Regions from separate parts of the Homo sapiens genome. Here region 2 is linked to region 1. The links are chromatin contacts, found by Hi-C or POLR2A ChIA-PET in ENCODE. All regions are on one chromosome and are shown on one strand. Each heading gives the region's core, a stretch centred on a gene start or an enhancer-like site at or near the end of the contact. The rest is flanking DNA. Distances are from core to core; before and after follow the strand shown.

The links. Hi-C counts contacts between places; a loop is a spot of excess contacts on that map. ChIA-PET counts read pairs that join two places held with the same protein, here RNA polymerase II (POLR2A). Pooled maps may share reads with other maps.
Region 2: a map of B cell shows a loop between it and region 1 (2.2-fold over the local background). The contact joins the promoter of LINC02649 here to the enhancer-like site in region 1. A Hi-C loop is called at or near these places in 5 of 168 maps with a recorded cell type or tissue (B cell, Caco-2, IMR-90 and 2 more), 20 of 37 single-sample maps with no recorded cell type and 9 of 50 pooled maps. POLR2A ChIA-PET finds 5 or more read pairs at or near these places in 18 of 52 experiments (B cell, CD4-positive, alpha-beta T cell, GM12878 and 14 more).

Annotation. Positions count from the first base shown.
Region 1 is chr10:6,288,038-6,292,902 of GRCh38, forward strand. It overlaps a transcript of PFKFB3 not described here. Among named protein-coding and RNA genes, the nearest start is that of LINC02649, 36 kb to the right of the region's middle. Within about 2 kb of position 3,239, at least 3 of the 41 ENCODE cell types and tissues checked have a DNase peak (open chromatin) inside an H3K27ac peak, as active enhancers do; they include PC-9, where a contact is called at or near this core.
Region 2 is chr10:6,323,523-6,328,513 of GRCh38, forward strand. It overlaps LINC02649 (long intergenic non-protein coding RNA 2649), which reads left to right and starts at 3,022. Exons shown (of 6, transcript NR_040079.2): 1 at 3,022-3,120; 2 at 4,410-4,991. It also overlaps a transcript of PFKFB3 not described here.

The sequences.
Region 1 (4,865 bases), core at 1,989-4,488:
TACAATACTCTAGATTGATTATTTTTCTTCCAACACTTTAAATATCTCACTCCACTTTATTCTTGCTTGCATTCGTTTCAAAAAGAAGCCCATTATACTTTTTAATCCTAGTTCCTCTGTAGGTACGGTGTTTTTTTCTTTCGTCTGGCTTCTTTCTTTTTTTTTTTTTTTAATTATTATTATACTTTAAGTTTTAGGGTACATGTGCACAATGTGCAGGTTAGTTACACATGTATATATGTGCCATGCTGGTGTGCTGCATCCATTAACTCGTCATTTAGCATTAGTTATATCTCCTAATGCTATCCCTCCCCCCTCCCCCCACCCCACAACAGTCCCCAGAGTGTGATGTTCCCCTTCCTGTGTCCATGTGTTCTCATTGTTCAATTCCCATCTATGAGTGAGAACACGCGGTGTTTGGTTTTTTGTCCTTGCAATAGTTTGCTGAGAATGATGATTTCCAATTTCATCCATGTCCCTACAAAGGACATGGACTCATCCTTTTTTATGGCTGCATAGTATTCCATGGTGTATATGTGCCACATTTTCTTAATCCAGTCTATCATTGTTGGACATTTGGGTTGGTTCCAAGTCTTTGCTATTGTGAATAGTGCCACAATAAACATACGTGTGCATGTGTCTTTATAGCAGCATGATTTATAGTCCTTTGGGTATATACCCAGTAATGGGATGGCTGGGTCAAATGGTATTTCTAGTTCTAGATCCTTGCAGAATCGCCACACTGTCTTCCACAATGGTTGAACTAGCTTACAGTCCCACCAACAGTGTAAAAGTGTTCCTATTTCTCCACATCCTCTCCAGCACCTGTTTTTTCCTGACTTTTTAATGATCACCATTCTAACTGGTGTGAGATGGTATCTCACTGTGGTTTTGATTTGCATTTCTCTGATGGCCAGTGATGGTGAGCATTTTTTCATGTGTTTTTTGGCTGCATAAATGTCTTCTTTTGAGAAGTGTCTGTTCATGTCCTTCACCCACTTTTTGATGGGGTTGTTTGTTTTTTTCTCGTAAATTTGTTTGAGTTCATCGTAGATTCTGGATATTAGCCTTTTGTCAGATGAGTAGGTTGCGAAAATTTTCTCCCATTTTGTAGGTTGCCTGTTCACTCTCATGGTAGTTTCTTTTGCTGTGCAGAAGCTCTTTAGTTTAATTAGATCTCATTTGTCAATTTTGGCTTTTGTTGCCATTGCTTATGGTGTTTTAGACATGAAGTCCTTGCCCATGCCTATGTCCTGAATGGTAATGCCTAGGTTTTCTTCTAGGGTTTTTATGGTTTTAGGTCTAACATTTAAGTCTTTAATCCATCTTGAATTAATTTTTGTGTAAGGTGTAAGGAAGGGATCCAGTTTCAGCTTTCTACATATGGCTAGCTAGTTTTCCCAGCACCATTTATTAAATAGGGAATCCTTTCCCCATTGCTTGTTTTTCTCAGGTTTGTCAAAGATCAGATAGTTGTAGATAAGTGGCATTATTTCTGAGGGCTCTGTTCTGTTCCATTGATCTATATCTCTGTTTTGGTACCAGTACCATGCTGTTTTGGTTACTGTAGCCTTGTAGTATAGTTTGAAGTCAGGTAGCGTGATGCCTCCAGCTTTGTTCTTTTGGCTTAGGATTGACTTGGCGATGCGGGCTCTTTTTGGTTCCATATGAACTTTGAAGTAGTTTTTTCCAATTCTGTGAAGAAAGTCATTGGTAGCTTGATGGGGATGGCATTGAATCTATAAATTACCTTGGGCAGTATGGCCATTTTCATGATATTGATTCTTCCTACCCATGAGCATGGAATGTTCTTCCATTTGTTTGTATCCTCTTTTATTTCATTGAGCAGTGGTTTGTAGTTCTCCTTGAAGAGGTCCTTCACGTCCCTTGTAAGTTGGATTCCTAGGTATTTTATTCTCTTTGAAGCAATCGTGAATGGGAGTTCACTCATGATTTGGCTCTCTGTTTGTCTGCTATTGGTGTATAAGAATGCTTGTGATTTTTGTACATTGATTTTGTATCCTGAGACTTTGCTGAAGTTGCTTATCAGCTTAAGGAGATTTTGGGCTGAGACAGTGGGGGTTTCTAGATATACAATCATGTCATCTGCAAACAGGGACAATTTGACTTCCTCTTCTCCTAATTGAATACCCTTTATTTCCTTCTCCTGCCTGATTGCCCTGGCCAGAACTTCCAACACTATGTTGAATAGGAGTGGTGAGAGAGGGCATCCCTGTCTTGTGCCAGTTTTCAAAGAGAATGCTTCCAGTTTTTGCCCATTCAGTATGATATTGGCTGTGGGTTTGTCATAGATAGCTCTTATTATTTTGAGATATGTCCCATCAATACCTAATTTATTGAGAGTTTTTAGCATGAAGCGTTGTTGAATTTTGTCAAAGGCCTTTTCTGCATCTATTGAGATAATCTTCTGGCTTCTTTCAAGATTTTCTTTTTGTCTTTGATTTTTTTTTTTTTTTTTGAGACAGAGTCTTGCTCTATTGCCCAGGCTGGAGTGCAGTGGTGCGATCTCAGCTCACTACAACCTCCACCTCCTGGGTACAAATGATTCTTGTGCCTCAGCCTCCTGAGTAGCTGGGATTACAGGCACCCACCACCATGCCCAGCTAACTTTTTTTTTGTATTGTTAGTAGAGACGGGGTTTCACCATGTTGGCTAGACTGGTTTCGAACTCCTGACCTCAGGTGATCTGCCTGCCTTGGCCTCCCAGAGTGTTGGGATTACAGGCATAAGCCACCACGCCTGGCCTGTCTTTGATTTTCTAGATGTACATTTCTTTGGTATTTATCATGCTTGGTGTATTTATCCTCCTCTGAGCTTCCTGGTTTTGTGGTTTGGTATCTGTCATTAATTTTGGAAAATTTTCATCCATTATTACTTCAAATATTTTTTTCTGTCTCTTTCTCTTTTTTTCTGTGTGGTATTCCCATTACATGTTTGTTGCATACATGAGTTTCATTTTTTATTTTTGTTTTTAACTTTATGTGTACATATTTAATTAAAATAGAATAGGCATAAATCAAAAACAAGAAAATAATCAGGATAAAGTGTCCTGTCATTTAGTTTGCAAGGAGGAATCAGGAAGTGCAACAAATTACTAGAAAAATATTCTAAAACCATCTGAAGTGGCTAGGTTACATAATCTTCAGAGTCAAATGCCAAAGTTAAGTATTATACCACTTAATCCACAAATGAAAAAAAAGAGGAGTCAAAAGTTTATCTTGTTCAGGCTGGGCGTGGTGGCTCATGCCTATAATCCCAGCACTTTGGGAGGCCAAGGTGGGCGGATCACTTGAGGTCAGCCTGGTCAACATGGTGAAACCCTGTCTCCACAAAAAATAAAAAGATTAGCTGGGCATGGTGGTGCATGTCTGCAGTCCCAGCTACTCAAGAGGCTGAGGCAGGAGAATTGCTCAAGCCCAAGAGGCAGAGGTTGCATTGAGCAGAGATTGTGCCGCTGCACTCCAGCCTGGGCAGTGGAATAAGTGAGACTCTGTCTCAAAAAAAAAAAAAAAAAAAGTGTCCTGTTTACTAGAACAATTTTTACATTCAATCTATAGTGCTACTGGCAACTTTCAGAAGAAAGAAGTTTCCATTATGCATTGACTAGAAAATCTCAAATACAACTAAGCAGCTATGCTATGCTATAGCTCGTTAAGTATCATTAAACTGCTCTGGGCTAGTGTACATTTCAGATTAATAGAGAACCACATTTTGCGTTTTAGAAAGGCAGCAGTAATTCTATTTCAGCTTTTAGTCTGGATGCTTAACACAGTTAAGGCGACAGTTCAAGCACATTAAGTGAAGGTAGTTAAGATTTCAGAACAATCATCACCATCTCTTACAACCTACATACACTGTTTAATGCTTACGTGGAAGGAAACCAGTGGTTTTTTTTTTTTTTTTTTTTTTTTTTGAGACAAAGTCTCACTCTGTTGCTTAGGCTGGCATACAGTGGTTTGATCTTGGCTCACTGCAACCTCCACCTCCCGAGTTCAAGCAATTCTGCTGCCTCAGCCTCCCGAGTAGCTGGGATTACAGGCATGTGCCACCATGCCTGGCTAAGTTTTATATTTTTAGTAGAGACAGGTTTTCACCATGTTGGCCAGGCTGGTCTCGAACTCCTGATCTCAAGTGATCCTCCCACCTCAGCATCCCAAAGTGCTGGGATTACAAGTGTGAGCCACAGCACCCAGCCGAAACCAGTGTACTTTTTTTTTTTCTTTTTTTTTTTTTTTTTTTTTTTTGAGACAGAGTCTCACTCTGTCGCCCAGGCTGGAGTGCAGTGGCGCAATCTCGGCTCACTGCAAGCTCCGCCTCCTGGGTTCATGCCATTCTCCTGCCTCAGCCTCCCGAGTAGCTGGGACTACAGGCGCCCACCACCACACCCAGCTAATTTTTTTGTATTTTTAGTAGAGACAGGGTTTCACCATCTCTACTAGCCAGGATGGTCTCGATCTCCTGACCTCGTGATCTGCCCACTTCAACCTTCCAAAGTGCTGGGATTACAGGCGTGAGCCACCGTGCCTGGCCCGAAACCAGTGTTCTTAATTGGCATTTTATACACACATACACAGAATTAAAAAAAAAAAAAACTATCAAGGGCAATCATTCTAAGTGTACTGTGGTAGAATGTGTTAAAAATGCAAACATCCCATAGAACTAAAGTAACATGAACAGCACTTCTCATGGCCTAGGAGAAAGGTGACTGGTTCTCACACAAAGCTAAGCCTGTATCAGTCATTCTAATCACAATGGCTTATGAAAGTATCAGGTTTCCGGAAAAGCAACTATTCCAGGAAAGTCAGTAAATCTCTTGAAAGTTTCACCTCTATAAAACCAGGATA
Region 2 (4,991 bases), core at 1,772-4,271, 35 kb after region 1:
CTGTGTTTTGCACTCCACATGTATTGACTATATAAATAATTTAACTTTTCTACTTTAGTGAAGAGGAAAAAAATTTTCACATACAGATTGAGAAATTTACTTCAACTGGCACACTTGGAGAGATGAGGATTTCAGGTCAGAATTGTTCACTCCGTGCCTCTCCAATACGATGAAAAGACCATCAGTATCACTTCACACCGAAGCCAATGACTGTTATCAAAAAACCAGAAAAGAGCATGTATTGGCCGAGATGTAGAGAAATCGAAACCCATGTGCATTGCTGGTAGGAAGGTGAGATGCTGCAGCTTCTGTGGAAAATGGGATGGTGGTTCCTTAAAAATGAAACAGAGGACTACCGCGTGATTCCGCCATTCTACTTCTGGGCATATACCCCAAAGTATTGAGAGCAGGGACATGAACACCAGTGTTCATAGCAGCATTAATCACAAGAGCCAAAAGGTAGAAACAACCCAAGGCACTTGTACACCCACATTTATAGATGTGTTATTCATAATAGCCAAAAGGTGGAAACAACCCAGTGTCCATGGATAGACAAAGGGATAAACAAAATGTGGTCTGCCCATACAATGGAATATTATTCAGCTTTAACTAAGAATGAAATTCTGACACATGCTACAACATGGACGAACCTTGATGACATGACGCTGAGTGGAATAAGCTAGATACAAACGACAGACACCATATGATTCTATTTACATTAGATTCCCAGAGTAGTCAAATTCATAGAGACAGAAGGTAGTATGGTGGTTACCAGGGCCAAGCTGGGGAGTAATAGGGGGTTAATACTTACGGTGAAATTCTGTAGTGGGTATAGACTTTCAGTTTTACAACAGGAAAAGAGTTTTGGAGATGGATGGTGTTGATGGTTGCACAACAAAGTTAATGTGTTTTGTTTTGTTTTGAGACTGTGTCTTGCTCTGTCGCTCAGGCTGGAGTGCAGTGGCGTGATCTCGGCTCACTGCAACCTCTGCCTCCCGGGTTTGGGTGGTTTGCCTGCCTCAGCCTCCTGAGTAGCTGGGATTACAGGCACCCGCCACCACGACCAGCTAATACTTTTTGTATTTTTAGTGGACACGGGGTTTTGCCATGTTGGCCAGGCTGGTCTCGAACTCCCGACCTCAAATGATCCACCCACCTCGGCCTCCAGAAGTGTTAGGGTTACAGGCATGAGCCACTGCGCCCAGCTGTTAATGTGTATTTAATGCCTCTGAACTATAGACTTAAAAATGGTTAAATGCCAAATTTTATGTTATATATATTTTACCACAATTTAAAGGAAAAAAAAAAAGAAGAGAGCATTGGAAGTAGAGCAGTGGATCTTAACTTAGGGCTCACAACTTCTTCGAGTTTTGTTTATAAAGCTATTACCTCTTCCCATAAATACATACATAGGTATATACAGATGCATACAAGTGTTGGCATATAATTTTTTTAAATTGAAACAGGATCTCCCTCTGACACCCAGGCTGGAGTGCAGTGGTGCAATCTTGACTCACTATAGCCTTCGCCTCCCAGGCTCAGGTGATTCTCCCACCTCAGCCTCCCGAGTAGCTGGGGTTACAGGCGCCGGCCACCACAACTGCTAATTTTTTGTATTTTTAGTAAAGACGGGATTTTGCTATGTTGCCCAGGCTGGTCTCAAACTCCTGGACCCAAGCAATCTGTCTCCCTTGGCCTCCCAAAGTGCTGAGATTACAGGTGTGAACCACTGCGCCCAGCCTGGCATACAATTTTTAAAAATAAAATGTAAGCACTCAAACTTTCAAAGTTAATAACATGTGCTTATTGAAAATGAAGAGCACGTGGAAGACAGAACTCAGAAGTCACCTGTAATCACAAGCAGATTACATGTGACCTTGCTCTTCTAAGTCCTTGTGTGTGTATACACACATAATTGAATGCATATTGTTATGTTGTTGAGATCACACAATATGTATCATATTTTCACACACAATGAATATTTATCAATTTAAAGTCCCAAAGCCAAGAGTATTTTGATAACCAAGAATACACTACACCATTTCAATCAGGAAAAAAAATGTAATTTTGCCTTTCATGGAGACAAAAATTTCCTGAAAGACAAAAATGGCAACAGTCCTCTGAATAAAGATGTTGGCAGAGTTACAATTAAAATACTGTGTTCCGTTAATGCTCAATTTAAAATAGGGTATAAAGCAATGGGATATAATCCTTCTAAGAGAATGATCAGAGCTGTCCTAGTAAAATGTTAGCAAGAAGGTATGTGTCCACTGAGTTATTTAGCAGTGTATTCTTATAGTAACCCCCAAAGAGATACACACGTACATCAATGGTTATCATCAAGATGGAAATAGCAATGTGTCTGTATAGTTCCTTCCTCATGCTCCTTCTGCCGCTCTGTTGCTGACCCAATTAATGAGTCCTGGGGTGCACTGCTCAGAGGTGGCTTCATAATACCACGTTCAAGAGGCTTCTTTTGTGTTAATTATAATAAAAACATTTACAAATGGGCCAATTCACTAGCTCTACCTTTTATCATACATTGTCATCTCAAGACATCTGAAAAACCAACGATGTTGTGAAATAAAGAATGAACATGGTCTACCTTTGCAAGGACATGGGTGGAGCTAGAAGCCCTTATGCTCAGCAAACTAACGCCTGCAGAAAACCAAACACTGCATGTTCTCACTCATAAGTGGGAGCTGAAAAATGAGAACCCGTGGACACAGGGAGGGGAACATCACACACTGGGGTCTGTCAGGGGAGTGTGGGTGGTGGTGGTGGTAAAGCATTAGGGAAAAGACCTAATGTATGCTGGGTTTAATACCTACGTGACGGGTTGATAGGAGCAGCAAACCACCATGGCACACGTTTACCTATGTAGCAAACCTGCACATCCTGCACATGTACCCCAGAACTTAAAATAAAAATAGAAAAGAATGAACGTGGTCTATAATAAACACAAGCACTTACTAAAAACTGCACATTTGGAACTGTGCTGATAACCCCAAATTGTCTTCTAGATATGGAGTTACCAGTAAGGAGCTCCACCGTGACTCTCCTCCCTGCTCCGTTGCCCCGACGAGGAAGTGTGAAAACGTTTCTGGCTCCATCCAAGAGGTGGGTTGACAGAGGTCGCTCCCAGAAGACAGTCCTTCCTATAAACTGGCAAAACAAAAATGCCTAAAGTGTGTTAAAAGCAGAGGTAATAAAACAACCCACATTTATAAAGGGGTTGTTTTGCTACCTCTGCTTTTAACACACTTCGGGCACTCAGGACTTGTTTATTCCTTACTAGACACCAAAATTAATGAAAATACACAGACAGAACCATGGTCAGACAGGCTGAAATTGTCTAAACTTCCCTCTGCACCCCTCTCCTCCAAGAGATCAAATTTAACACCACTCTAAAAAGATAATCATACCTGTAAGTTAGCAGAAAAATTGAAAGTGTATTATTTTACATTATCTACTTTTAACATATATGTGCACTTCTAAATACTTACGCTACATGATTCAGAGATGATGGAAGAAGTTCATCCGCATTAACTGCACACATGCAACAAAGGCTGTGTCCTGAAAGCATCTTCTACATAGGAACATGCTGGCCTAGAACCCTTCCCCTTCTCACATCTATCAACCCCCTGGGCAAATCTACGCATGTGCAATGCTTAGAGGTGATGTTCACGATATCCACAAGTCATTTTTGGAAGACAGTCTTTCCTATGAATTTTAACACAAAACTTACAAAATTGCTTACTAACTGGACTTTGGTCAAACGCTGGCAACCTCTGTAACATATAGAAAGAGTAGGTGCTATAAAATTAGGACTTGTTTGCTGATCATATACACTACACGCACAGCAAAGTGAGACAAAACGCAGCCCTGTGAGACACTGGTTAATCCGGCCTCACCACAGGGAGCCCATGGGCATTTGCTCCTTTCTGCTCTTCCCTAGACCAGAACACAAATACAACGTGTCCTGTCCAAAAAGGTGGTTTGGCCATTCCATTGCCCAAAGACAATGTTTCATGTGGATTTTAACAAAAAGATATTTGGAAAATATGTCCGTTTACAACATCTACTTTTAATATATACCAACCAGTGCTTCAGAACATCAAGAAAAATTACGTATCTCAAAAAGGAACATGGTGAGGCCAACTACATCTACATTGGTCAAGAATAGAAAATGCAGGCAGGACAATGGTTGGGAAATGAACATGTCCTCCAAACATGACCAATTGGGCATAGAACCCTTCTTCTGAACTGAACCCAAACTCAGCTTCTGCATAAATTCAGGTTGTGCACAGACCTCCTAGAGCTTATTCATGACCCTCTAGACTAGCCTATGGAGTCTAAGTTAAGAACTCCTCTACTCAGGAATTTTCTGTCTTTTCCCGATTCCACAGTTACTTCCCTGAAGAAGAGAGGGCTTTGTTGAAGTCTTCCCATGCTTTCTGCACAGGGCTCTGGCCTTGGAGAAGGGATTTCCAGTTACCGCAGTGTCACTTGGCCCTGGGTCTCCTCCCGGGAGAGAGAAGTGTACGGCTCCCAAGGTTCCTGGCAGTTTTGAAAGAGCTCTCAGCCACAGCCAGCTTTACTTTGGCAAGTGAGGCCATCCCCTTTCTTTCCTCCTTTCCTTTCCCATGGAACCTACTCCTTCCATCTGTCTTTCAAGCTCTGCCTCAGAAATGGCAATTCAAGGCTGATTTTCTCCTTGAATGCACTCTCTCTGTGAAAGAGGCTTTTCACCAAGAATGTGGTGCTGGTGTTTCTCTTGCCAATGGGCTAAACAAAGGCCTCCGCACCGGGTAACATTTGGGCAGGCCTCTTCACACATGCCTGTCCTTCTCCGTCGCACTTGGCTAAAGCCAACAACCTATGTGTGAAAAGTATAAAGAGATGGAAAAATTCCCATGAAAAATCCTTCCGCAAAGCAATTGCGAGACAACTATGGCGTCATCTGATAACATGATTTCTATTTTGCATCT